Regions from separate parts of the Homo sapiens genome. Here regions 2, 3, 4, 5, 6 and 7 are each linked to region 1. A link is a loop called in an ENCODE intact Hi-C map of the cell type or tissue named here. Cell type or tissue: heart right ventricle. All regions are shown on one strand. Region 1 overlaps KCNN2 (potassium calcium-activated channel subfamily N member 2). Region 2 has its middle 270 kb from the start of KCNN2. Region 3 holds the start of KCNN2 (potassium calcium-activated channel subfamily N member 2). Region 4 overlaps LOC107986441 (a long non-coding RNA gene). Region 5 has its middle 56 kb from the start of KCNN2. Region 6 has its middle 98 kb from the start of YTHDC2. Region 7 has its middle 340 kb from the start of KCNN2.

Region 1 (4,000 bases):
TTGATTCCTGCATTACCTATGGGGAAAAAAAAAGTTTGTTAGACCAATTTAGTGAGCCAGAATTGTGATTCTGTTCAGGAAAATGTCTGCTGTATTTGTCATTGCTAGTCATTTTACAAGTGTATTTTGATGAGCTGAGTATGTACCACACTTTACGAAGGGTGCGCTTTTTCCTTTTTGCTTCTACAGGTGAAAACCTTCAACCAGGAAGCATTTTTATCATTTTAAATTCCAAAAATACTAATATTTAAGAATAATGAAATATTGAATTGCCTTTTTCTTTTCACCTTTTTTTCTGGATTAGTTGGAAACTTTATAGGAACTAGTGAAAGCTACATGATCTATTTGTGGATAGTGCTGGAAAACAAGGCTGGCTTTTTAAGTAATTAGTAGGCTGGCTGGCATTGAAAGTTTTGGGGTTTTCGTGATTTATGTAGTGATTTTTCTCCAACCATTATATGTTTACAAAATTTTACTTGCAGTTATTTTCACTCTTTTATTCACTTTCTCACTTTCAGCTCCCCTATCTCATCCTTTCTTGTTACCCAACTCTTCTTTTCTTCCCTTCATTTCTTATTTTCTGCCTGTATAAAAATATTTTTCCGGCTTTAACACAACATATTGTGTCAGTTCCAGATCTCTACAAGGGTGTTCTGAAGCCTTTATGGAGTAGGGGACTGGTGGGTCTTAGCGGTGATGGTTTGAGTTTGAGACAGCTTCGTTCACTACACTGTGCTCCTCCTGCATGAACCTAGACCTGTGTTTTAATTCAGTTCCTGACATTTTGGCATTGAAGTCTATATTTTAGCTGCCCATGCTGAATCAAGCAAGGTGCAATTAGGAGGCATTCTAAGACTAATTTTTAGAATTGAAGTGGGAAAATTTAACTGGTAAACCTTGAAAATGACCTTCCCAGAAAATCTGTGCTCATTCTCCTCAGCCTGTCTGGAATCATCTTCATCTGAGAACTCTCTCAGCTCGCTGGGTTTGGTGGCTCAGTTTTCTGACTCTGCTTCTTATCTCTCCCCGAGGAATAATGCAATGACATTCAGGAATGTTCTGCTTCCCTAGAAACATAGCTTGAAACTGTGAAGTGCTGGAGGCTAAGACTTCTTGTCATTGTTTGTTCTACGTAGGAATTTTCATTTGCTGTATTTTGAAAATTAAAAATTTAGAATCAATTTGTGATAACTGCGTACTGTAGATGGGGCACCTTAAGCTGGTTGATTTGGATCAGTGGCGCATATTTTTTTCTCAGTTGACTGAGAGCCCTAAACAGAAGCCCTGTCAAAAAATTCTCAGGAATACGTGACTGATACTAGACATAGAGATGTACGTCCTCCCTCGGCCTGCCACCCTGGAGATTGAAGTGCTAGTGTTGGTAGGAGAGGCAGCTGAGGGGGCCCAAAAATGAAATGGCACAGAACGATCGTGAGCTTTCTTTTTTCATTTGGACTTCTTGTCACTGAACTTCCCACTTTCTTCCTGGTTTCATTTTGTGGCCTGCTGTACCCTCACCCTATGTTGCTCCTGCCTTTCCAAGGGACCTCTGACTAACCTTTTCCTCTCCCTCCTCTCCTTCTCCAGCCCTCTTTTCAGTCTTTGTCATACTAGTTACTGTGCTCATTGGCAGTGGCAGCAAAACGTAGTGTAGGGTAGAAGGGAGCAAAACCAAAGCTGCGCATACTCTGAGCAGCCCTCAGGTATGTCACCTTGCTTCTGTGCAAGAAGGCCCACTTCCAAAAGTAATGACTTTTCTTTGTATCTACTTTTACGTAAATAGAGTACTTGCTGAATATAGAGCACACAGTCTGTACACTGATGAGGACTTGGGTAGCGTTTTGTTATCTCCGTGCTCACAGCCACCTGGTGAGGTAGACAGTCTGTTCTCTTAGAGAAAAGCGAGGCTCAGACATTAGGATGCACTGCTGTGGGTCATGCAGAACAAGAGGTGGGGCAGCACCTCTGAACCCAGCTCAGTTCCTCCTTGCCTCTTGTCTCAGAGCAAGTGAACAAGACCCTGACTTTTATATCTTCAAATGCAGGTTCATTTCCAACATTGCCTAGTTAAAAATATCCACAGGGATTTTTTTTTTCCTTACAGATTTAAGAGATAAGATCTGGTCTTTGATCTTGAGAATCTCAGAGGGGTGAAATGTACAGATGCTGCCTCCTCAGATCTGCTACCTTAGATTGGATTTAGAATAGAGTAAGCATCCAAACATACACACACACACACACACACACACACACACGCGCGCGCTCGCGTGCGCGCACTCTTCCCTTAGAAGAGCCCTTAACCCAGAATGGGGGCTTTCCCTGCAGGGTATTCCCACAACATCACCTCACAGCCCTCCTCTAGCACTGATCTGGCTGAACTCTGCAGAGCAGCTGTGGGGATAAACTGGTGTGGCACTGCCACCTAGTGACTGCCCGCCACACCGTTCTTTGCCTCTGAGGTGCCGTGCATCCGTCAGCTGGCCGCTACCCATCATGGAAAATCATAGTGGGGGCTTCTAAAAATAGAGTCTGCCAGGCCAGTGTCAACATGCTTTCTCTGCTATCAGCAGAGCCTGGCACACATCAGACATGGATTAGATTAAGTGTTTTTGAAAAAGTGGTTTTTTGGGTAAGGGAATCTTTGGGCCTGGTCGAGCATGGCTCCATCTGTCTGCTGGGGTTCCAGTTTCCTCTTGGAGGAGCTCACAGTGTGCACAGGATGCCTGGCACGCAGCAGGAGCTGAATGAATAGAGGTTGCCCCGCAATGTTTAAATATCCACTGGTCTGGAAGTTAGAAAAGGAACAGGAGGAAAGAGAAACTTGGTCAGAAATGCTAGTCCTGGTTAAAACATTGTTCTGGATTTTGATATTTTTTGATTTCCCAGAAAGTATCAGGGGCTTGAGAATATAATTCTCTTCAGGCGTTTTTGCCAAATTCCAAGATTTTCCAGTTTCACTACTTTCCAGATGTGTTGATATGAAGCCAGCTCCAGATTGTCTGATGGCCATTACTAGAGTCCCAGCTGCCCTGAAACTCTAGGCCAGTGGTTCAGAACAGGAGTAATACCGCCCCCAGGGGAATTATGGAAATTAGTGGAGAATTTTTTTTCTTGTTGCTGCCTTGGGCCAGGGATGCTGTGTATCTGTTACGCATTTAACAAAACACTGTTCTACATCCCACTTGACTTCAGATTGACCTACTGGATATTACATATAACAAAAACCTGTTTATAATTTTCTTAGCTTAGACCTAAATTCATTTTAAATAAGGACATAAAATAGTTTTGCTCAGTAGTAATCAACATTTAATTTTCAAATAATGTAATTTTCTAATAATATATAAATTGGGGGAAATTATTAGTGATACCGTCTGTGTTCTTATAGGTTTTTAACATAGTAGTGAAAGTTATATAGGTGTAAGATTTGAGACTTTTAACTTATTGACAGATAAGTCATTGCTGAAGTCACTTATTCCAATATGACATGTAAATGCATAGTGAATAATAGAGTTAGAAAACAAAACCTCTTTGTCCTCTCAGGGAAACACGATAAATGTAATTCTTCAAGTTTGAAAATTTGTGGATGTTCTATCATTCCCTTTTCCATTGGGACATCGAACTTTATTTTAAAGTAAGCTTATGCTCTTAGAACATAGCCGCTGATGGTCTGGAGACAAAAAAGTAAGTTGTCTATATCCCAAGTGTGAATGAAACTGTCATTAGCCAAGGTTAATGCATGAAAAGAAACCGGACATTTTACAGAACCATGCCCCGCCAAACATACGCACACACACACAGGGAGAGAGAAAAGGGGTTAGCTTTGACATTTTTCTCAATGAAAAGAAGAGAGGAAGACATTCCAAATGTGCAAAATTAAAGGAGCAAAAGAAAATCAAGGTGAAAATACTCACTTTGGCATTTTAGAGTCAATAAAGAATTATATAATTTATAAAAATTCAAGGCTGGAGGCGGTGGCTCAAGCCTGTAATCCCAGCACTTT
Region 2 (4,000 bases), 350 kb before region 1:
AATTTCTGCAGCTGCTTGAATTTCTCCCTAGAAAATGGGTTTTTCTTTTCTGTCACATTGTCAGGATGCAGATTTTCCAAGCTTTTATGCTCTCCTTTCCTTTTAAACATAAGTTCCAATTTCAGATCATCTCTCTCAAGTTCAACGTTGAACTCTCTCAAGTTCAAGTTCTCTCTCTGCTCAAGATCTCTAGGGCAGAGGCAAACTGCCACCAGTCTCTTTACTAAAGCATAGCAAGAGTGACCTTTGATTCAGTTCCCAATGAGTTCCTCACCTCCATCTGAGACCACCTCAGCCTGGACTTCATTGTCCATCTCACTATCAGCATTTTGGTCAAAACCATTCAACAAGTCTCTAGGAAGCTCCAAACTTTCCCACATCTTCCTGTCTTCTTCTGAGCCCTCCAAACTGTTCCAGCCTCTGCCTGTTATCCAGTTCCAAAGTTGTTTTCACATTTTCACATTTTTGGGTATGTTTTTAACAGTGCCCCACTCCCAGTACCAATTTACTGTATTACTCCATTTCCATACTGCTATAAAAAACTGCCCAAGTCTGGGTAATTTATAAAAGAAAGAGGTTTAATTAACTGACAGTTCAGCATGGCAGGGGAAGTCTCAGGAAACTTACATTCCTGGCGGAAGGTGAGGGGGAAACAAGGCACCTTCTTCATAAGGTGACAGGAAGGAGAATGAATGCAGGAGGAAATACCAAACTCTTATATAACCATTGACTCTTGTGAGAACTCACTTATTATCACAAGAACAGCATGTGGAAAACCACCCCCATGATCCAATTACCTCCACCTGGTCTCTCCCTTGACAAGTGGGGATTATAGGGATTGTAATTCAAGATGAGATTTGGGTGGGGACATAAAGCCTAACCATAGTACAACCTAAAGAATTTTCCCTGTTACAGATATTCTCACCTCAGTTTATAGGTGAAAAACTGAGACTCTGTAAGGTTAAGGAACCAATCTATGTATATATAGTGTGGGAGACTTGATTAAAACCTGTTCTCATTTCAGCTAAACATTCCACCTGCCAAGTAACATGCTACTTAAGAATAAATATATTTGTTTGTTTGGGTTGTTTTTTGTTTGCTTTTTTTGTTTTGCCTTATTTATGGGTGACCTTGTTTTTGTTTCCAAAGAGAGTTTGCTGTCTGACTGTGTAACTTTCCTGCTTGCACCCTAGCAGATGGATATCTGTGTAGCTGTTTTGTGACACTCTTTACCTGCCCTGCTCCCTCAAGGCCAGATTCTGTTTTTTTCAGGTCTTCAGCACAGAATAGATTATCTGTAGAACCACACTTACCCCACCAGACCTGAGCATTTTAAATCTGAAAATTGTTGAGAAGGATCCAAGCTGAGCATCTCAGCTTATACCATTGCAGAATCTTTCGAAAGACTCTGTAGTTGTCTAGTCAGGGTAGAAGAAAGGATTCTTCTTCTTTGTTTAAACATGTGTTGGCTGGCCTTCATGTCCCTAGACAGTGTCCTGCCATTCTGGAAGACCAAATGGCAGATAATTGGGCTTAGGATTTAGGGGAAAAACTACTTCCATGCTTTGTGAACAATAAGAAAAGAAAAGGAACAAGTAAAGTGATTTTTCAAAGGTTAAATACAGTAACACCTCCTGAATTTAGCTTTGCTGGAGACAGCTGCTTCATAAGTGAATTCCGAAGAAACACTTTAAGTACCAAAACCGGTTTATAAAAACCTATTTTGACAATTATAAGATTGAAATCCTTCTAAGATCTGTTGCATACTTCCCTGCTTTGCTCTCTGAATCAGAACTCTCCTAATGTCATCTATTTGCTTGGAAACTTAGGGTCCTCATTATTGACTATTTTTTGATGACCATACAATGGAGTACTCAATGCTTTCTTATAATTCAATCCTGCTTTTATATAATATTGGTTTTCTATTATATATTTTTATATGATAATTTTCTCTATCAACTGCTTTATCTTATGGCTGTTGTTCTTTACTACTGCTTTAAATATTGTCTTATTTTATATGCAATATGCATGAGGCCTGATTCCAGCCTGTCTTCTAGAGTAGAGAGTGAAGAATATGAAGCAGCTTCTTTTCTCTAACCACATCTGTTGTTTTTGGGGTATCTTTATAACAGTGTTGTTTTAAACTACTATGTTTGTGGTAATTTCATTTACATCTGTTGTCTCTAGGTGGGCCTGGACACAGAACATCACTGTGTTTCAGGGAGAGAGAGGAAGCAGAATTTGGCTAAATAAATACCTGCTTAATAATAATAACTATCATTTTGCTGAGCACTTGTGAGGTTTCTGGCACTGTGCCTTATCTCTTTTAAACTTCCCAACAAGGCTTAGAGGAAGATTTGCCAGGCATTGTGCTAAATGTTTAATTCATATTATCTCATTTAATGCTCAGACATCCCTATGAGCCTCAGGAGAAGAAGGTAACTTGGACTTAAAACGAAGGCAGATTATAACCTCATCTCACTGGATCCTGGGAGAGATTTGGCATCACAGTGGAATTACAAATTATATCATAAAAGGTTCCATTTAACAAGGTTGCCTGGAGTCACAGAGCAAATGGCAGAACCAAGATTCAATTCTGATTGTTCCAGGGAGCATGTTTTTAAGCACCATTCAGTTGGCCTTAATTTTCTTATTTGCATTTTCTACCTTGTTTCTCTGCTTAGTACAGCAGGCTTCCTCTAGGGCTTGGCCTACCTAACTCCTTTTAGCTCGTCTTTCCTAGGATGGGACTCCTCTCCCTGCTGTAGTCTACTTGCCTTAGACATATCTCCTTGTGTCCCCCAATAATTTTTTTTGACTTCCAAATTGGACTCCATATATGCACCTGCTGTATCCTTTGTACACTGTGCTGAGAATAGTCCAGTTGTCCAGGATATTTAAGTTTACATTTATATATGCCAGTCTGTCTTTTTTCAAGCATATCAGTATTACATTTATTTAAAAACAGGCTATGTCATCTATCTGGCCTATAGAAAATGCACCTATGGATCTATAGATCCTTTGCCATACCTTGAAGTCCCCTGGGGACTGAGTCCACAGGTTGAGATCACTGTCCAGGAGCAGTGTAACTTAATGTCAGAGAGCCAGGCTCAGCAGCAGTCAAATAGATTTGTATTCAAACTGTGATTCTCCAGCTCTCTAGGTTCTGTGATATTGGCTATGAATCTCAACTACTACCCAGCATGAGTACCTTTTCCTAAGGATTATTTTAACGTTTCAGTGAGATCAGGCATTTAAACTGCTTAACACATAATATCAAGACAGCAATCTATTCGTATATGGAGGCCATGGTTTGGAGGTTAAAGACAGTTAAAACAACTATACACTAACTTTGACCATGCTACACTGGATCCCTGGCTTATTTGGTAATACAATCTCAATTTACAAGTTCTATTACATAATACAATTGAAATAAGGACTTGCACTATCTAGATAGTGAAGAGACTTGAAACCAAGCTATATACTCATGACCTGTACATCACAGAGTCATTCCATGTGGTATCATTCTCCTCTCCTGTCTCTGTCAGGCGCTATGGTGCAGAATCCAGGCCTGGATTTGAAGTTCTTACTCACCTCCCACAGATGTGGGAAATCTCACTGTAGCCCCAGGAAGGTCCCTCTCTCCCTCGTGGTACTCCTCCTGTGTTCCACTCTTTCCTGCAGACTTTCTCTTCCCTGCATAACTTCTCTTCCCCACAGGCTTCATTTCTCACTGGAAAGTCCTGGAGACTCTGCCACAGAAACCCTGGTGATCTACCATCCTAATTGACAACCATGCAAACAAAGGAAAGATGGCTCAAGGAGACAGAGTATTCATCTGTAATCTTTTAGAGGATGGCCAGAATAATAGCTACTGTAACTAAACCTACCATATCCCACTTAATCTTTCCATTACTCCAGTGGAGCAAGTTCTGCTATTACCTCCCTTATATAGATGAGACACTGAGACTCAGAGACACCAGGTAACTGGCCCAGGGTT
Region 3 (4,000 bases), 88 kb before region 1:
TCCTCCTGTGTACCCCCTTGAAGAGAAGTGAGAACTCCATGCAACATTGCCATAAATCTCAGTAGGCAATTTCTGAGATGATTATTTCTACATGATTTCTACATGATTAATAGCACTGCAACTAATCCCATATTACAGCATAGAGATATACATGGCAAAAGATACATTTTTGCCTATTATTTTGGTTTTGGAGCCTCTGTTGAAGCCGTGAATTTGCTATTTGACAAAGTCAGTTTGACACAAGGGATGCAGCCATTATTTTTCTTATGACAGTTTAGTAACTGTAGAACCTTATATCTAATTTAATGCTGGCAACAACTATTATGATATTTCAGGGGTGGAGGCTATGTAATCTTTTATCTAAATTTATGAACGGCTAATAAAAATATTTATTAATTTACCATAATGTTCCTTTGAAGTATTTAGATTTGTAAGGATGAATCAAACATTTTCACTCAATCGCTACGTATAGCAACTGGAAAGCTACATAATTTGTTGAAAAGCGTCCTAATACATGTTTGATGGATTTTCCGCATGAGTTGAATTTCTTTTTCAGACCAGGTTAGTAACTTTTCATAGGGAAACTTTCATTTTAATTCAAATTACTTCGCAGGATTGTTTTGAATACTCATGCTTTCCACACAATTTATGCAGTATCTACTCAGCTGCCCCGAAGACTCAATTAGCTTCGTGATTCTAAAGAAGTTTTATTGAATTGCTATTTTGAAGATACAGAACAAAAATAGTAATAGATGATAAAAACAAAATGCTGTCTCTGATTGTTAGCCACTAAATTATATTCTTGACCAAGACCATTGAGAAATTCAATTCCGGACAGTATTAATTAGCTCAAGTCCAGGGCTACGGGACTAAAAGCAGCTGTGCACCCCCCACCCCTTTTTTTCTGCTGAATGTTTATTTGCACACACAAAAAATTAAAATTAACATGTGTCCAAAGAACATCATAAAATGAATTATTCATTCCATGGCATTGAAAGCGCACACACGCACACTCTGAAAAGCAGATACCAGGTAAGCAACTTTAGGGCAGCTGCCGAGTAGAATATCAAGAAATTGGATCCAGCTGAGAATTCCAATTACCTAATGACCTAATGAGGGTGATCCGCTTTCACTCTAATTGCTAGGTCTAACTCGTTGTAATAGTCTTTATCATGAAAAGCAGGCTTTAAAATAATTTAAAATGGAAACAAATATTCAACGGGCCAATTTCTTTCACCTTCTTTAGGGGGAGACGGGAATTTGAATTCACAAAGAAATGCAAATGTAAAGACTTAAGATGGAGCAGAAACAAAGAACATAAGGATCACCTAGTGCATTGTGTTGGTACATCTCTTAGAAGAAGACAGCACAGGGAATTTGTGAGACACCAAATGCAATTTTTGTTAGTTTATTAGAGAGTAAATAAATAAATAATGATACCGAACTCCAACAAAACTCCAGCACTGTCCGTGGGCAGCGACTATTCAGCCCAAGCTATCATTCTTAATTTCCCTGCCAGGCTGCGACTACCGGGGTGAATCAGCCCGCGCCAGGCCCCTTTCCCACCCGCCGCTGCAGTTAGGACTTGGCAAAGATGCTCGATATTTGCGTATTTGTGACCGGTCTTTGCTTTGTGTCTGCGCTGCAGGTGAGGAGGAGGAAGAGAAGCAGAAGAGCAGCTGGAGGCCGGCGGTGGCTGAGCAGCCCCCACACCTTTGAGCGAGCCGCCTGCCTCTCCACCGGCAAGGAAGCCCTGGGACCTCCGGATTCGGGCTGCCGGAGGGCCTGAGCGCCAGAGCCCAGGACCCGGCGGCCGGGGGCGCCATCCCCTCATGTTCTGGAGAAGGCGCAAATGTGAGCTGGCGGTAGCGGGGAAAGCCCTCCGCCCCCGCCAGGGGGGACCCGGGAAGCCCGGCCGGCTCTGTCGGCAGACTGCGGGGATCCCCTCCTCCGGCCCCGCCCCCACCCACCCCCGGCCGGGGTGCCGAGGCGGTTAACCCTACCCGCGCCGCAGCGCACTTGGGCTAGAGCGCCGCGCACCCAATCCAGATTCCAGAGCCTGCCGGCTGGGAAAGATCCGGTCTCGGGGTCGGCTATGATCCCGCAGCGGCCAAGGCAGGGCTCAGGCCCCGGGATTCTCCCCACACGCTGCTGCACTGGCGCAGCCGGTCGCCAAACTTTTTCTCCCCAAAGCCAGTGCCCCCGCAGTTACTTGGCGGGCAGCCGGCAGCCCACTCTCGGCGGGATGATCTGGGAGAAGCGGGCGTGGGACGAGGGGGCTGCTGTTTTGCAGCCCTGCGAGGCGTGCAGTCGGAGAAGTGGTCGGGGTTCCACACCGTCCCTGAGCCTGCCCCCGGCCAAGGTGGCCCGACGTGCTGCAGTGGCTGGCGCAGGTGATCCGGGCAGCGCGTCCGGCACTAGTCAAGGGGGCAGCGGCACGGGAGGGAGGGGCGCCTTTCTCTTTTCTCCTCCCCCTGCAGCCCAGCTGCACTGCGTGGGGGCTCTCCATCTCCACGCAATCAGCAGGCGGAATCCCTGCCCTGGAGCGCCCTGGCTCTGGACTGCACCCCCCTAGGGTTTGTCCTGCAGATTCCCCTCCCCATCTTTCTCTGCCACACACGCTTCCCTAAGCCGCGCGCGCCGCAAACTCAGTCTCGGTCCCCGCAGGTGATGTCATGCCCATTGTTTTGGTGCGCCCAACCAATCGGACTCGCCGCCTGGATTCTACCGGAGCCGGCATGGGCCCTTCCTCGCACCAGCAGCAGGAGTCCCCGCTCCCGACCATAACGCATTGCGCAGGGTGCACCACCGCTTGGTCTCCCTGCAGCTTTAACAGCCCTGACATGGAAACCCCATTGCAGTTCCAGCGCGGCTTCTTCCCAGAGCAGCCGCCGCCGCCGCCGCGCTCCTCACACCTGCATTGCCAGCAGCAGCAACAGAGCCAGGACAAGCCGTGCCCGCCCTTCGCGCCCCTCCCGCACCCTCACCACCACCCGCACCTCGCGCACCAGCAGCCGGCCAGCGGCGGCAGCAGCCCATGCCTCCGGTGCAACAGCTGCGCCTCCTCCGGTGCCCCGGCGGCGGGGGCGGGAGATAACCTGTCCCTGCTGCTCCGCACCTCCTCGCCCGGCGGCGCCTTCCGGACCCGCACCTCCTCGCCGCTGTCGGGCTCGTCCTGCTGCTGCTGCTGCTGCTCGTCGCGCCGGGGCAGCCAGCTCAATGTGAGCGAGCTGACGCCGTCCAGCCATGCCAGTGCGCTCCGGCAGCAGTACGCGCAGCAGTCCGCGCAGCAGTCGGCGTCCGCCTCCCAGTACCACCAGTGCCACAGCCTGCAGCCCGCCGCCAGCCCCACGGGCAGCCTCGGCAGTCTGGGCTCCGGGCCCCCGCTCTCGCACCACCACCACCACCCGCACCCGGCGCACCACCAGCACCACCAGCCCCAGGCGCGCCGCGAGAGCAACCCCTTCACCGAAATAGCCATGAGCAGCTGCAGGTACAACGGGGGCGTCATGCGGCCGCTCAGCAACTTGAGCGCGTCCCGCCGGAACCTGCACGAGATGGACTCAGAGGCGCAGCCCCTGCAGCCCCCCGCGTCTGTCGGAGGAGGTGGCGGCGCGTCCTCCCCGTCTGCAGCCGCTGCCGCCGCCGCCGCTGTTTCGTCCTCAGCCCCCGAGATCGTGGTGTCTAAGCCCGAGCACAACAACTCCAACAACCTGGCGCTCTATGGAACCGGCGGCGGAGGCAGCACTGGAGGAGGCGGCGGCGGTGGCGGGAGCGGGCACGGCAGCAGCAGTGGCACCAAGTCCAGCAAAAAGAAAAACCAGAACATCGGCTACAAGCTGGGCCACCGGCGCGCCCTGTTCGAAAAGCGCAAGCGGCTCAGCGACTACGCGCTCATCTTCGGCATGTTCGGCATCGTGGTCATGGTCATCGAGACCGAGCTGTCGTGGGGCGCCTACGACAAGGTACAGGCTTGAACCCCAGCCCACGCTACCGGAGT
Region 4 (4,000 bases), 770 kb before region 1:
GACTATAACTAGAGATTGTTTTTAAAAAGCTGGCATTGAGACATCACCAAAAGCATCCTCCTAGGTCTGCAGAAGGGATTTTGGAAATGGCATGTGATACATTAATTCTAACTTACTGCTTCCCACATACCATGGAACAATCATTTTTTTAAAGCTGAAAATATTGAATGATTATTTCTAATGTGAAATGTTTTTAAGTCATAACATGTGCATTGTGAAATGCCTATCATATGTGTTTCTTGGGCTGGTAATCTCTGGGGTGAAGATACATAAAGATGAAAGCAGAGAAAGAATGTTTGCGAGGGAGCCTGGCCCCTCATTGACTATGTTGATGTGTCTTGGCCTCTCCCACTGTTGACATTACACTTTGCTTAGGATCTGACTTCTTAACTTTTCTGCCTTACTCTGTTCTCTTTCTCTCTGGGATGCATCTTAATGCAGGTCCTTTTTCTTGAAACACACATATTTTATCCCATAGTTTATGGGAGTCACACAGTAAAAATGCTTTGTGATTACAAAAATTTTTTTCTGTTTTCTTTTACAAAAGGTACAAGCCCAGTTAAGAAGTTTAAACATGAATTATATATAGAAAAATGTGAATATTACTCATTAAAATGACAACTTCTGTACCTTTTTATTTTTGGTTTTAAATTACACCACTAATCCAAATACTGTAAGGAATAACTGGTTTATAAAAGGTGATTAAGTTAGGAGTGACAGACACTTACCTTTTAAATAAAAAAGTCAGATCCTTAATATATCACAGGGTCCTAATTTATAAGGTCATCCTCTTTTAGCAGTCTGCCCATCTCAATTGTCTCCTGGGTTTTCTTAATATTTTGAGGACACAACAATGCTATTATTTTAGGTGTGGTAGCACTGGTGGAAAAATAGGGAAGCATTTCATATTGATGATGCAATGCTTTCCTTTATCCTGACATTCTTATCTTTGAATAGGAAAGAGGTAATGTGTTCACTATGTAAATTAATTATAAGCCTTTTTTTGCTCTGTAAAAAGGGGGAATATTAAGGTTTTAGATAGTAATTGTTCTTTGACTCTGGACATGAGTCTTTGGAGAAATTCTCTTTGGTAAATGCAGTTCACTCACACGCAGTGAAAACAGCCATCAAAAGCTTTCATAAAGAGGCTGATAGTATGGAGTAATAACTACTTTGAAGGGCGTTGGGGGAATTATTCAGAGGTTCTGCAAAGTGGTTTGGAGACGAAAAGTGCAATATAAATGCTAAGTAGCCCCATATTTTTCTGGGAAGAGGTGCAGTAAATGTAATCATGGCTCTGCTCAAGCTGAGAAGCCTGATGGCCACCTCTACGCTCATATTTAATGTTGATGAAATCGCTGACACAACTTCCAACAGAGGATCTCTTTCTTCCCCCCTCACTATCATGTAAATAATTTCCACAAAAGTCAGAGCAATTCCTGCTTATGAAAGCTTTACACAATTCCCAGAATTGTGAAGGAAAAAAAAAGCAGGCATATGGTATTTATATAGTGGGTACTCAGTAAATATTTGTTTATTTTATTTTACTTTATTTTATTTTATTTTACCATTGCTTTTTAGGTGCCCTTTACACGTGTGCTTTTGAATTCCCCTAACATGATATCAGCACTAGATGGCGCTATGTTACCGTGAAGACTGCCAGGGTGGTGGTGGTGGTGGGGTGAATCTCTAATGTTGTAATTAGCCAACAATGCAGATAAGCAGAGGTTTAATTTAAGTCATTTCCCCCCTCATTATACTTTATAAGAAATCATGACCTTTTTATTTTGGAGGGGGTACAGGGACTTACTGTATTATTTTATCTCAGCATAAGCAAATTCAATTTGCTTTAATTCTCACTTTGAAGGAGAGAATGTCAGGCTGCCTCCTGCTCTGTTTCACAGTGTGTGGCATTGGTAATGAGCTCTGACAGCACTCCTCCTGCCGCTAACTGTGTCACATGAGCCGTCGGAAGGTGACTTGAGATGTGAAGAAATGAAGGTGCGTAATTGATTCTCACAATGAGAACATGCTTTCTAGTCCTTTGAAATTCCCCTAATGGGCTAAAATGTTATGTTCCTTTTCCCTCTAAAAACAGTTTGTAATGATTCAAATGGTCAATGATTTTGAAAATAATTGAACAGCTAAGCCTTAAAGTACTGTATACAAGCAAATTTTAGCAGAGGAGAGCACTGGCTTCCACTGTGACTAGAATTATCTTTGTGGGGACAGAGAATATTCCTCCCAGCCTCCCATCTTTTATAGATGTGAGGTGACATGGTGTTTTAGTGTGTTAATGCATGTTTCTATCTGTTTGGTGTTGAAAACCTTCAAAGGCGATTAACTCCCTTACAGAAGCTGAGAGGGAAGGAAATGAGTCCTTCACCAGGATATAGGCCTCTGAATGGTGGCGTTACTATAATGATATACATGCTTATGTATCTCTGTATCTCTACATACTTTAAGTCATATTTGATTAAGACAGTCTGCGGCTACTCAAAAAGAAAATTGGGAAGGAGAAATTGTAGAAAGGCAGCCGGAGAAGCTACTAAAGAGAATAGAAATAGCTTGATCCAAGAAAATGAAAGAGGCTAAGGTATAAACTAACCCTGCTGTTTCCAAACTACGTGCTGGGACACCCCAAGGTGCTGCAGCCAACTCACAGAGAGGCCCCAGGATATTTTGAGTTTTTGAAGGAAATGGAGCAGCGTCTACCAGAAACCAAGCAAATGACTTTAGAGTTTTCATACTAAATTACACTACATTCCTACAGTCCTAGGTGACATCATATTTTTGCAAAGCTAGGTTTTTGGAGGTTGATGGGATAAAAAGCAAGTAGTATGCAAAAATGAACAGGAATAGTTAACAAGGATGGCAGTGTCCAGTCTCATTCCAATGATGGAGAGGCTGTGCAGGGCCTAAGGGACACACATGCCCCATTTGTAAGTAATTGTGGTTATTTAAGACTGAAATGAAAGGTATTTTTTTCAATTTGTATTATTATTTTCAAATAGCTACTTAATTATTAGGACATACATACTTAACATTTTTGGATTTAACTACCTAATGAAAGGAATGGCTATGTAGTTTTTTTTTTTTTGGTGGTTAAAAAATTACTGAGACACTGAGGGTGCCAGGAAGTTAGAAAGTTTGAACTTCTGGGCTAACACTGTTTCTTGATGTCCTTTGAGGAGTAGACACGTTCCTGCCTCAGAGACTTGGCTCTCGCTGTCCTTCTTCTGGAATGTGCTTCCCTCAGATAACTGGTTGACTCAATTCATCACTTGCAGTAAGTCTCTGCTCTAATCTCACCTACTCCTGGGGGCCTCCACTTACCACCCTCATTCATCCTGCCCTGCCCACCCTCCCCAGAGCTCAGCTGCCTCTTCCTTTCTCTATTTCCCCTTTTGTCCATCATCCATCTCACTTTTAATATACTACATCATTTATTTATTTATTTATTTTATTTATTATTTTTGTTGTTTATTGTTTGTTCCTCTCACTAAACTATGTCACGTGGAAAAGGTTCTTTGCTTTTTTTTTAAATAGACTAGTACATTTAAAAAGTGTTTAGAATAGTGCCTGACACATAGAGCTCTTAGTAAATATTTGTTGAATGAATGAAAAGTTCTCAGTGGCATCTCAAGCCTGGTAAATACATGTTTTGTATCTATTTATTTTACAAAAATGTATATAAAAATTATACAGAATAAAATATCTTAGGAGCTCTGAGATGTTTTGTAATTCATATACTGGAAAAATAGTTAACTGAGACATTTTTGTGGTTGTTGTTATTGCTTAAATAAATCCTATGTTTTTGCTTTATAGAATGAGAGAATGAGTACATCAAAGATTGTATTCTTACTTTTCCTAGTTTCTCATTCTTTTACATAAGCCAATATGTACCTAGAGCTATATAGTCATGTGCCACATAATGATATTTTGGTTAATGACAGACCTCATATATGATGTTTGTCTCAAAAGATTATATTGGAGTTGA
Region 5 (4,000 bases), 140 kb before region 1:
TTAGACTAAGCTCTGCCCACTGGAAGAATTTCCCTTCATTACTGTTCTTTAGGGCTACTCCTGGTGGGAGGGATATAGACAGTAGCAACCTATTTTCAGCTAGAGCCAACATAGCGGGCCAACCCATCTGGGAAACAGGTTTGAGGTTTTTTTCCTCCATCAGCTGGCTATAAGACAGTTTTTACGAGGCCATAGTTGTAAATTATTGGAGGAGAGTTGGTGCAAAAAAGGTAGGTGTCATGGGAGTCTGGGCCATCTTATCATGCAACTTCTTTAGGCCTTTTGGCCCCACTCAGACTAAATGTGAATGTACCATTTTTGCAGTGCAGTTGATTGCTACTGAGCCTACCCACCCTTATGATTTGGCGAATCTTATAATATCCAGCTCATGATGGGAACTTGGATCACACAGTCACTTGATGGTCCATCATCAAGTGCTTCATCTTGACCAGGGCAGACTAGCGTGCTGGAAGCTGTTTATCAAATGGCAAGTAGTTCTCTGCCTCAAAAGGTGTGGCCTTACTCCAGAATCCTAAGGGTCTGTGCTGCAATTCTCTTCTGGGGCTGAGACTCCACATAGCATCCTTAGCCCTAATAGTAGAACTCTTGCCAGAATGGCAGACAGCTTGTACCATAACCTGAACCTGAAGCAGAACCCCTTCTTCCATGGAACCCCCTCAAAATTGAGAACTTTTCAAGTCTTCAGAAAGATAGGTCAGAGAGATTTTCCCAAGTAGTGTACATGTTACCTTCAAAATCCAATGATATCTACCAAGTGCTGTGCTTGCTTTTGAGTGTTAAGGGTTTTGAGTTGCAACACTTTGTCTTCTGCCTTGGAGAGGATGACTCTGCCTGCCATTTGACCACTGGGCCTCTAAAGTATTTGCCAAAATAACAGATTGCTGATTTTTTTTAAGATTATATCAGTCAGCGTCTAATCGCAAGATGGAAACCACACAATAATTTGAACAGGGAAAGTTTAATATTAGAAATTCTTAACTATAATAGGAGACTATAAAGATTTAAACAGAACTCTAGAGGATAGCCTAACGTTGAAGGAAAATATGCAAGGGAAAAATAATCGTGTTTGGTAGGGGCAGGGGGTAGTCTCCTCAGCAAGGCTGGGATTCAAATTCTCAGAAAAGGTGCAGTTAGTTGCAGCTTCCTGGATGGTAAAGAAATTCACTGGTTTGCCTAGGCCAGAGATGGCCTACGATCTCTGAACAAACAGGAGATACCTCTCTGGAATGCAGGCAGGCCAAGGCAGGCTGGTGGGTGGGCTCACATAGAGTGTTAGGCTCAGGAGCCTGCTTAACATGGAGTGGGGGTTCCTTCCTTGGGATGTATGTTATCTCTGTGTTGGGGTACCAAGAGAAATAAACCTCCAGGCTGTGGATGGGTCAAGGGAGTCAGGGCATCAGGAGCTTGCTCACCTTCAGGGTAGCACAGAGCCTGAGGATCTGTATATACATCCAGAGGGCCTCAGCCAGATGGTCTCTGGGCCACGGCTAGGGCTGAGGCTGCAAGTTCCCAAAGGGATTGTGGGTACTGGGGGTGCTGCTATGGCAAGGCACTGCTGGATGTCCACACATACATACACACACACTCTCTTCTGCTAGTTGCACAGTAGGAACAAAAAGAAGCAAAACAGCAGCACAACTGGACCAGGAAGAGAAACCCCTTTCTCCTGAAATGTCCCTCCAGTGCCCTCTATTGACAAAGATTAACATGCTCACTGCAAAGGAGAGATTCTTAAATGTTTCCAGTCCACTACCAGAAAATAGGTTTATAGGTCTAAAAGGGCAGATAAAGCAATATACTTGTAAGTGACAGAGGGATTAAACACTACCCTGTGGCATGCATATTTTTTATTAGGGTAATTTTTGTTTTCTGATCATCAGGTCTAATAACATGATGTCATCAACTGTAGTGAAACAGCATAATATTCTTTGGTATGTCAAGGTGATCAAGGTTTCTATAGATTGCATTATGACAGAGAGAAGTAGAGTTGTCATAGCCCTGGAGCAACACTGTGAATTTGAACTGGTATCTTTACTGCATAAAAGCAAACTGCTTTTGATTTCCTTTACTGATGGTGATTAAGAAAGACACATTTGCCAGCTATATAGCATTCACCAGATCTGCCTGCCAAGTGCCACAGTCTATGTTGATCTCTCCAATAAGGATAGCACATTCAGCACAGCAGCTGTGACTGGGGCTACTACTTGGTTAACTTTATAGGTGCCCACTATCATGTATCATGCTGTATCTGGTTTTGCAGAGGCCAAACAGATAAATTGAATTAAAGTCCCTGGTAGTGATACTAATCTCTGCAATTCTGGAACATGACATTGTTTCTAATTTGCTATGTAATTGGAGGTGGGGTGGTTATAAGGCTCTCATTTGGCTCTTTCTACAAAAATGATTCATGCTTTACTGGTCAGAGAACAAAAGTAAGAGTTCTGCTAGATACTAATGATATGTAGCTCAATTATACTTTTAGGGACCAGGAAAATAACCACAGGATGGGTCTGAGGACCTGATGGAAATGTATTTAGGGCAGAAGTACCTTTACTACCCACCTTTCATCAGTTCACACTTAAATTTTTTTTTTTTCTTTTTTTTTTTTTTTTTTGAGACCAAGTCTCGCTCTGTCACCCAGGCTGGAGTGCAGTGGCACGATCTCAGCTCACTGCAACTTCCGCCTCCCAGATTCAAGTGACTCTTCTGCCTCAGCCTCCTGAGAAGCTGGAACTACAGGCACACACCATCATTCCCAGCTAAGTTTTTGTATTTTTTTAGTAGAGACGAGGTGTTGCCATGTTAGCCAGGCTGGTCTTGAACTCCTGACCTCAGGTGATCCACCCACCTTGGCCTCCCAAAGTGCTGGGATTACAGGTATGAGCCACTTTAATAAAGGGGCTTTAATAAAGGGGCTGTGATCATGTTTTGGTTCCCCTAGTATCAGTGTTAGACCCTGTGTTCCATAGTCCTTGCAAAGTCTATATATTATCTTTGACCCAGTGCAGTTATCTGTAAGTGGCTTTAGGTGTTTTCAAGAAAGGATAATAAGAATATTTATTTACACATTTATGGTGTCATTGGGTTATCTCAAGTTCTCCCAGCCTCCTCATCAGTCAGTGGGTTCTCAGTCTGTGAACTAACTTAGATCTGGAGACTGAATGAGGAATCCTGATTTATTGCATTGCAGCAACTGACATTATCATTCTGCTCACCAACTCCTGGTTTAAAAGAAATAAGCAACACACTAATTATGTATGTTTATATATGTATTGCTCCTAGTAATGCTAGGTCCTGTGGGTCTGATTGCTACGCCGGTCTGGCCTTCTTGCCTGTTCTGATAATTTTGTCAACCTTTCCTCTGATGCTTAAATGCCACCCACCTTACTTTTGCCATTCTAGAATCATAGCCTCATTGATACTGTAAAACCCAGTGCCATGGTCACATCTCTTATAGTAAACTGTGTCCTATAGGAGACAACTCTCACTGTGGTCTCAAAGATGTCAGTATTCTCTTACCAGTGTATTCCTGATTACCTTAATGAAAGGACAATTATCTAGACCTTTCTGGAAATAGTCAGGGGTGAGTTCTCTGATCGTATATAATAAATTCATTCTAACATTTCTACCTCCTCAAGCCATCTACCCTCAGTAATCTGCCAAGACAGTTTTAGCATCTCCACCTTATTTAATATTGGCCATCATTGAGGCCAAGCTTCAATGAACCATCCAGCAGCATATTAGGACTGGATCCATGGGTGCCTGCCAGGACTTTGAACATCAGCTTAATTCCTCCTTATACTTCCTATTCAGCTTGATTCCTCCCCATACCCCAATCAAAAATCCTCATGATCCACTCCTATACATAATCTACTCATTCCTCCTGATACACACACACATACACATATATATGTATATGTGCATATGTCAGCCAGTCCCTTTGTTGTATAAATTATTTACTCCCGAGAAGAAACTATGT
Region 6 (4,000 bases), 840 kb before region 1:
GTCTTTGCCTTCAGCTGTGCCTGCTTATTAGACCCTAGAAATGAGTGCTTTCCTAGCCCTGTTCCTCCAAGGGCTCTACCCTGAAGCCAGTAATTCAGTTAAGAAACTGGCAAATGAAAAATCTTACAAGTACTGAATCTTCTGTCTGTCTGTATAGCTAAATATGTGTTGTGTGTAATGTCTATAAAACAGCTCTAATTGATTGGCTCAAAGAAAAATACACATTTAAATCAAGTATTTTTTAAAGCAAATATAAAAGCTATAATGCCTTTCAGTGCAAGTGGCTTTAATGTTTAAGAAATAAAAATAATCTTAGGGATTATTGGTAAAATATAAATGTCATCAAAATGCAAATGGGTGGTCTACATCATATAAGTCTGATACTAGGTTTGATAAATGTTTCAAGACTGTAAGCTGCCTGCTTTACAATTTGGTAAGGCCTGGGGACGTACAAAATTAACCACACCCCTAACTATGCTGGAAAAAGTGACTTTATCTGTGTCTAGTACATAATCAAAACAACTTACCAGGTTTCACATTAAAGTTAAAAACTGCTAAAAGTTATCATTATAACATGTAACTTAAACCACTAAAAATAGATTTACGTATGAGGTGTGTAAAAGCAGTAAAATGTGTCTTTAGTAGAAGATTATAAGAAGGCATGGAAATGTAAATTTCACCTAGGAATAAAGGATTGTCTTAAATTAGATAAGATACATCTGAATGTTTAAGCAAGTTGTGGAAATATTGTAAAATTAATCTTGCAAAAAAATCCTGTGTGTAAACATTAACTAAATTCAAAAGGGTAATACAAAAGGGTATTATATGGTCTTTTCATAAATTGAGGATTGAAATAAAAATACAGCAAGTTTGTCTTAATAAACTAGTCTGCCTTTTAGCAGAAAGGTTATAAAAGGTTTGTAAAAATTTTACCTCATGGTCAAAATGGTTAAAATTAGATGGAATTGTCTATGAGGCTTTACCAAAAAATTTGGGTTAACGTTAATAAACTAATGCAAGGGTAAAATTTGGCTTTGAACAGGATTTTCATGTAATAGTAAAGGCTAATGAAAGGTTTTTGCCTTTTTAAAATTTTTGAGTCATCATTTTGGCAAAATAAATAAATTTATGGTAGTCTAGAATTCTATTTCATAACATCAATATTTTAAACCTGTAACATATTTACCAGGTTTTCCAAAATCAAACCTCAGTTTCAAAATTGTCTTTCGTGATACTTGGCTTTTCGGAGGCTCCAGAAGGGACCCTGGAGTGTCCAGAAAAGAGAGAAAAACAGGATTATTTAACAGGTTTAGGTATATGAGATTGCCAAAATGATGTTAAATCATCTTCAGGTTATATTTTAGTGGATAATGTTAATATATGTTCCAAAATTGTGTGAGATGTCAAAAAATTCTAATGATAAAATATGTTATATTTAATGGCAGTTATCTTTCTGGTCATCTTTAAGAATTTGGTATGTGTGTCAATCAAAAAGTTCATTGTAAATTAATTCTGAGCTAAGCAGTAAAGGGACTTATTGGAAGGATGTCAAGCCATTCACAGAATTAACGAGATTGAAGAACTAGATATTGAAATAGGCAGGGGTGTGGGAAGATGGAATTTTAGCCAAGGAAGGGTCAGGCCAGGACCTTATCCCTGGCTTTGCTGCCATTAGACACTATAGAGCTCTTCAAACACTTTTCATCCTTCCCTCTATCTTTGCACCACCCTTTCAAGAATCAAAGTCTGATTGGAGCAAATGACCAGATAAGCGGGTGCTTTTCTGGCCAAAGAAAATCAGGCAGGCCTCTTCTGCCATGTCAGGTAGAACCCTACTTCTCACCAACCCTGATACAATGCAGTAACCTCCACAATAGGAAAGGGGTTTCAATTATGGTTAGATTTTTTTTTTTAAAGACAATAGATGTGCTACAGCATTTACTGATCCCTGCTGATTATAGGATCCTTTTTCATTTGCCTAGTGATTGAAATAATGTATAAAGTGGAAGTTGTTAAACTGTGGCCCATGCATATGATTCAAGGGTCATATATTGTCTAAAATTGTGTGCAGAAATTTGAGGTATATGCATTTCGCATTTTTGGCGGTGGGAGGGTCCATAACTTCTCCAAGAGGTCTACAATCTACAAAAAATTGAGAAATACTCTCTGGAAAGTTCTATATAATTGCTTTCTCCTTTTGAAAGTTCACTCATTTGTCTGCATTAATTGTCACTAGTATTACTACCTTTTATCCGCTAGATGGTGATATTGTACGTGTTTTCATGCACCAATCATAAGCTTCATTGATATGAATTGAAATAGCTCAGTGGTTTAAACGAAACCTCTTCAAAACCATTTGAGGGAAGGAAGGAATTTTAGAAACTGCATATTCCTTCTCCTTGTCTTACACATGAGGAACTGCGTTCCCAAAAGTTTAAGAGAGAGCCTTGACTGGAAAAAAAACCCCTTTGAAAAAATGGAAAGGATGCCCTGAGGGGAAGGAGCACCTGGAGTCTGGGCTCTCCTCTTTCAACCCCAAATCACTTTAGGATGCACCTCTGGCTAGCTGAGAGACTGGGGGTGGTGCTGGTTGTGGACTTTAGATGCCTTTGGCTCTGAGACACATATATTTCAGTTAAAACTGACCATGACTGAAAATCTGATCCTTCTCTTGGGATCCTGATAATGCTAAAGAGAGCTTTACTTAGGGAAGAGTTTGCAAAGAAAGCCGCTTTTCTCTGACATAAGCCTCCCCTCTCCCCTTTCCTGGTTAGCTTTAGACATTTCTTAAGTGCAGTATGTTATTTTGAGGGCCAAAGGTAACCCTATATAGATGTACGTATTATGATAACAGGAATGAGTGACTGAGGCAAAAGTCTTGTTATCAATGGTGAATATCACAGTTACTGTTGGATAATCTGTGTGGGTCTGCAGCAGCCTCAGTTCTTGACTCCTCAGAAGAAAGAATTCAACTAAGGGGCATAAGGCAGAAGAAAAGACCAAGGCAAGTTTCAGAGCAGGAATGAAAAGAAAGTAAAGTACACTTGGAAGAGGGTCAAGTGGGAATGTTGGAGGTAAAGTGCCCTGTTTGACCTTGGACTTAGGGTTTTATATGCTGCCAGTGTCTTGCCTCCCTTTTACCTTGATTCTTCCCTTGGGGTGAGCTGCCCACATGTGTGGTGCTGCTAGCACTTGGGAGGTGAGTATGTGCAGTATGTTTACTGGAGTTGTAAGCATGCTCACCTGATGCAGTCTTCCGTTTTCCAGAGGAATGCCCCCAGAAAGTCATATACCAGTTAATTTGCACCATTTTGCCTCTTAATGCATATGTTTGAGCCCACTCACCCAATTCCTGAGATCTTATTGGGAAGCTGCTGATCTCCAGTTTCAGTTGTTTTTATCTAATGGGAAACTGCCTTTCTCTGGCAGAGGCTGTGACCAATTATCATTTTGGAGAGGCCATGTGACAAACTGCCTGACCATCACCTGATGGTTGCCTGGCATTCCTGGTGGTGGTTAGGGGAGCCCTCTCTTGCCCTGCTCGTGCCTCATGGCTGTGTCCCCACCCAGATTTCATCTTGAATTCCCACGTGTTGTGGGAGAGACCAGGTGGGAGGTAATTGAATCATGGGGGCAAATCTTTCCCATGCTGTTCCTGTGATAGTGAGTAAGTCTCACGAGATCTGATGGTTTTAAAAAGAGGTATTCTCCTGCACACGCTCCCTCATTTTTTGCCTGCTGCCATCCAGTTAAGATATGACTTGCTCCTCCTTGCCTTCTGCCATGATGTGAGGCTTCCCTAGCCACATGGAACTGTAAGTCCAATTAAACCTTTTTCTTTTGTAAATTGCTCAGTCTCAGGTATGTCTTTACCAGCACCATGAAAACGAACTAATACACCTGACTAGCTACCTACTGTAACAGTCTCAACTATCTAGATTTATTAAGCCAGCTTTAGGGTATTCTGCGAAAAAATAAGCCATAGACATATGTTCTTCTC
Region 7 (4,000 bases), 430 kb before region 1:
TTTTCCAACTACATATGTGTGAGAGGCCAAGTTTACTTTAGCTACTTCAATAAAAGTAGCATATTAAAACAAACTGAATGCAGAAGCAGACATAAGCATCCCAGTGCCTCCTATGAAGTTAAACATTATGTAGATTTACAAAATTGTAAAACAATGCCACTCTTCTTGCTAAATTTTTGGTTTGGGAAGTTATAGTTATTTTTATAAACACATGTTACTATGTAATGGGTTTATTGTAATTTTTTACTGAGTAATTAATGTTTTAAAAAGTCTGGTTTTAATGTTTAATATAGAAAACATGAATAAATAGAAGCCACTTAAACAAAAACTCTCTGGAGTCCTCCAATAATTTTTAAGAATGTGAAGAGATTTTGAGACCAAAATGTTTCACCATTTCAGCACACTGGTGCTCAGCCGTGATTCTAATGTGAGTCCATCTGCATATTAGAATCAGCTGAGACCTTTAAACAAGTCTCAAGCATGGGGCCTACCATCAGAAATTCTGCTTAATTGGTCTGGATTGTAGCCTGGATACAACGGCTTTAAAACTTGTTCTGATGAAGCTACTGAGTAGCCAAGATTGAGAGACACTTGAAATCACCTTTGCAAAAATTATAACAGTGAGAAAATTATAACGGTGCAAGAGATCTGATCTAACAAAGTCCATCTTGCCTTTAATCTCCAAACTGCCATTGGGCATTACTGTAAGTGGGCCAAGCTGACTATGGGATAAATTTATTTTATAGTCTAAATGATAATAACACTTCCCAAAACTAAGCCACCTTTATAAAACTAATAAAAGTCCACAAGTTTAGGATTATGAGTGGGACCTGAATCTGCTTAGAGACAGACATAGTTAAATAATTACCAGCCATTGTTCCAGAGGTCACAAGATCTATAACTTCCTCAATTACTTCCGTAATTAACAACACTATTGTGGAACCTAAGATTGGCCTTTTGAGATGCCTTTTCAGACTTTTGCATTTCTGATGACTAGATGACTTCACCCAGACCCATGACTCAAGACTCCACTGGTCCTGTGACCCCTACCCAAAAGTGCACTAGGGTCATTTTCCACACCCCTATGGCTACATCCCCAAGCAATCAGCAGCATTCATTCTGTAATCCCCTGCTTGCCAAACTATCTTTAAAACACCCTGTCCTCTGAATTTTCAGGGAGGCTGATTTGAGTAATAATAAAACTCTGGTCTCTTGTTTAGCTGGATCTGCATGTATTAAGCTCTTTAATGCAATTTCCCTGTCTTGATAAATTGGCTGTATCTGGGTAGGGGGCAAGATGAATCTGTCAGATGGTTACACAGTGACAGGGCTTGCATGCCAAATAATCACCTTAGGCATAAATACCTACATATTCACTAGAACACATTCCCAGCATCTCTGTGTCAGAGTATATCAATGGATGATAGCCTCTTTCCTATATGTTGGAAACTCTTGTTTTCTATTGTTCCTGAATAGGTATGTATTTTGTTTTTCTCCATTCTCCTTTACTTGGGGTGGTGTTTTTATAGACCATTCCACTTGTTTGCACTTTTTCCATTTATTTATATGTGCATTTATTTCACAAATACTTTAAAATGGGCTCTTTCTTTGGTCTGTTAACTAATAAAAGATATCTAAGAAGGTGCTTACAGGAACTGGAAGTTAACTTGGTTGTGTTGAGAAGCCTTATAGGAGGAGCTTTGACTAGAATAAAGGTTATTTATCCTGGAAGAATGGTAAATTCAGAGTACAGGAAAAATGACCAAGTTCTGTGCAGTGGCTAAGAATGGTTCATTTAAAGTTCTTATTCATCATAGATTTTGCCTAGGCTCTTAATGGCTACCTGAATTAGCATTCTAGTGTCTATCCTTTTTTCTGAAATGTGCTTTGGACACACTAACTTCTGTTTATTCAAAACATCTGCCATATGATGTCACTTCTGATATTTAGCTACCAACCAGACCAAGAGTAATACTATTCCTGCAAACACAGGTCTTGTTTCTCGATGAACAGCGCAGTTTTCCTTTCATCTTCAAAATTCCCAGAGCAAGGCTGGAGGAAGAGTGTTGCCTATGGCTCAGTCCTTTGTGATGTCTTGTACTGGCCACCAAGTGTCACTCTTGTTCTTTTTGCTATTGAAAAAATGTTCTTATAGACAAAGGGACACTGGGTCTCTGTTCCGGTTCTGTTATATAGCTTCTAGTTCCAGCTGGAGGCTTTTGCATTTTAGCCAGCTTTCTTGTGTGACACCGCTTTAGCAGCTTATAGCTGGTTGCTTGGATCCTGCTGTTTGGGTTAATGACATGAAGAAGAAAGAGCAATAGCACACTGATATGATGGATTTGAGTCTTTGTGCCCCACTCACCTGGTTGAGCTGGGTTGCCCAGCTTACTTCTTGTCTTGAAGAAATCACTTTGACAACTCTGTCTGCAAGTGATCATTCAGAGTAAATCACTATGGATTCCTGTTGATAGAAACAGAATGCTGGTTATTTATAACAGCAGAACCATATAATTTCAAAGGGGTAAAAAATGATTGTGAACTCAATTTTCTTATCAGTATAAGGCCAATTACAAAGCAAAATATAGAACATACTATTGAGAAATGAATGTATTGTCATAAGGAAACACATTTTCCCAGAATCTCAATAACAAGACCCTGCAGTGTGTAGCATTTCAGTTCTTCTTTTAAGTTTTAGCTTACAGATTTTGTTTAGCGGAAGGGGAGGGGGCATTGAGGGGGGAGTCAATGAAATTTGATGTTAATAAAACAGTTAATGTCCATGCAAATGCTAACTTGATATTCATCTGGGCCTGTTGGTGGGAATATGCTGTTGATGAACATGTGTACCAATTTTTCTAGAATGTGCCTTCCTAGTTCCATGGTCAGTAGATAGAAAGTGATATTTTGAGCCCCCAGTAACAAGTTAATCACACTGTAGTTTTTCACATCTATTCTCTGACATTCTGAAATTCATAAAGCAGGGTTGGAAGCCTCAGTATTGGATCTAATTTAATTTAACTTAATATAATCCAGGGCTGAGACTCAGTGATTAGATTTTGTGCTTACAACAATTCTGGTTCCTTAAAAGTTTATCTTTAGTGGAACAGGCTGGGATGAGTAAATTGGAAACTAAGAGTCTAGATAAAAGTAGGAAACTGGACTTATTGATGTTGCTTCCCCCAAATCCTACTCAATGTGCATTAATTGTTGATATATACACAGGCTCTTCTGGGTGCCACATGTGTCATGAAATGAACTTGGACTTTTGATTTTGATGGCTTTGGGATTTAACTTCTGGTTCTGGCACATATTAACCATATGACCTGGAGCAAGTAACTTTACCATTCCAAGTCTTAGATTCTGTAGCTCTAAAATGAGGAATAATAGCATTAATTTTCCAGGGTTATAATTTTTAAAATAATATATAAAGGGTGTTGGGTGCATAATAGGCACTCAATAAAAAGTATAAACAACTGCATGATGAAAAATGCTCTTTAGATTCTCTTCCGAAGTTTCCAAGAGCTGTATCCCCACCAAATAATAGTGAAAACAAAAAATGTTAAACTGTCTTGTTGTATAACTATTCTGTAGTCATTCAGTGAAATGAAAAAAGGTGGCTGTCCCCAAACAATAGTTGTTAGTTGATATACTAGCTTTCTATTGCAGCTGTAACAAATTATCACAAACTTAGTGGCTTAAAACACAGATTTATAGAAATTATAAGAGGATTTAAATTAAGTGGTTCCAAGAAACAGGTTATCAAACTGGCCTTTCCAGATGAAATTTGTCATACATTCAAAGGGTATGGTATAATCTCCTCATGGGGGTAAGGAGGGAAGGAACATGCAAACCATGGCCTGCTCTGGAATCATGGTTACTCGGATTATTAATAGTAGAATTGAATTAAATGAGAAGTGAAAATTAGTCACCAAAGCAACAAAGTGATTATAAAGATGATATAATCATCAGGCTTTTTATTATGGTCCTGAAGAGGCAT

Evidence for each region. Peaks named below come from ENCODE experiments on the same cell type or tissue, not always from the same donor. Only the 100,000 strongest peaks of a DNase experiment are listed, where the experiment ranks them.
Region 2: it touches region 1 in a loop (2.8-fold over the local background); 51 of 110 quality-filtered maps call a loop at or near these places.
Region 3: a loop joins it to region 1, with 4 times the contacts of the local background. A loop is called at or near these places in 35 of 110 quality-filtered maps.
Region 4: a loop joins it to region 1, with 10 times the contacts of the local background. A loop is called at or near these places in 69 of 110 quality-filtered maps.
Region 5: a loop joins it to region 1, with 4 times the contacts of the local background. A loop is called at or near these places in 14 of 110 quality-filtered maps.
Region 6: a loop joins it to region 1, with 19 times the contacts of the local background. A loop is called at or near these places in 56 of 110 quality-filtered maps.
Region 7: a loop joins it to region 1, with 11 times the contacts of the local background. A loop is called at or near these places in 37 of 110 quality-filtered maps.

The regions. Positions count from the first base shown.
Region 1 is chr5:114,447,655-114,451,654 of GRCh38, forward strand. All of the region lies in intron 3 of KCNN2 (potassium calcium-activated channel subfamily N member 2), which reads left to right. LOC101927078 (a long non-coding RNA gene) reads right to left here. Exons shown (of 13, transcript NR_130785.1): 12 at 909-1,149; 13 at 1-16. Among named protein-coding and RNA genes, the nearest start is that of KCNN2, 88 kb to the left of the region's middle. RefSeq lists an enhancer at 2,165-2,234. In heart right ventricle, CTCF peaks have their summits at 2,422 (motif pointing left) and 2,621; DNase peaks (open chromatin) are centred at 2,427 and 3,028; H3K27ac peaks cover 436 bases.
Region 2 is chr5:114,093,001-114,097,000 of GRCh38, forward strand. It overlaps a transcript of KCNN2 not described here. Among named protein-coding and RNA genes, the nearest start is that of KCNN2, 270 kb to the right of the region's middle. In heart right ventricle, no CTCF peak of the experiment used is centred here; no DNase peak of the experiment used is centred here.
Region 3 is chr5:114,359,297-114,363,296 of GRCh38, forward strand. It overlaps KCNN2 (potassium calcium-activated channel subfamily N member 2), which reads left to right and starts at 2,774. Exons shown (of 8, transcript NM_021614.4): 1 at 2,774-3,965. The coding sequence starts at 2,844. RefSeq lists an enhancer at 887-1,803 and a silencer at 1,842-2,051. In heart right ventricle, a CTCF peak has its summit at 1,810; a DNase peak (open chromatin) is centred at 2,735; H3K4me3 peaks cover 2,790 bases; H3K27ac peaks cover 2,317 bases; H3K27me3 peaks cover 1,653 bases.
Region 4 is chr5:113,677,484-113,681,483 of GRCh38, forward strand. All of the region lies in intron 1 of LOC107986441 (a long non-coding RNA gene), which reads left to right. Among named protein-coding and RNA genes, the nearest start is that of YTHDC2, 170 kb to the left of the region's middle. In heart right ventricle, CTCF peaks have their summits at 1,624 (motif pointing right) and 1,826; no DNase peak of the experiment used is centred here.
Region 5 is chr5:114,304,084-114,308,083 of GRCh38, forward strand. It overlaps a transcript of KCNN2 not described here. Among named protein-coding and RNA genes, the nearest start is that of KCNN2, 56 kb to the right of the region's middle. RefSeq lists an enhancer at 3,707-4,000. In heart right ventricle, a CTCF peak has its summit at 1,712 (motif pointing left); no DNase peak of the experiment used is centred here.
Region 6 is chr5:113,609,915-113,613,914 of GRCh38, forward strand. No RefSeq gene overlaps it. Among named protein-coding and RNA genes, the nearest start is that of YTHDC2, 98 kb to the left of the region's middle. In heart right ventricle, a CTCF peak has its summit at 2,252 (motif pointing right); no DNase peak of the experiment used is centred here.
Region 7 is chr5:114,016,216-114,020,215 of GRCh38, forward strand. No RefSeq gene overlaps it. Among named protein-coding and RNA genes, the nearest start is that of KCNN2, 340 kb to the right of the region's middle. In heart right ventricle, a CTCF peak has its summit at 2,122; no DNase peak of the experiment used is centred here.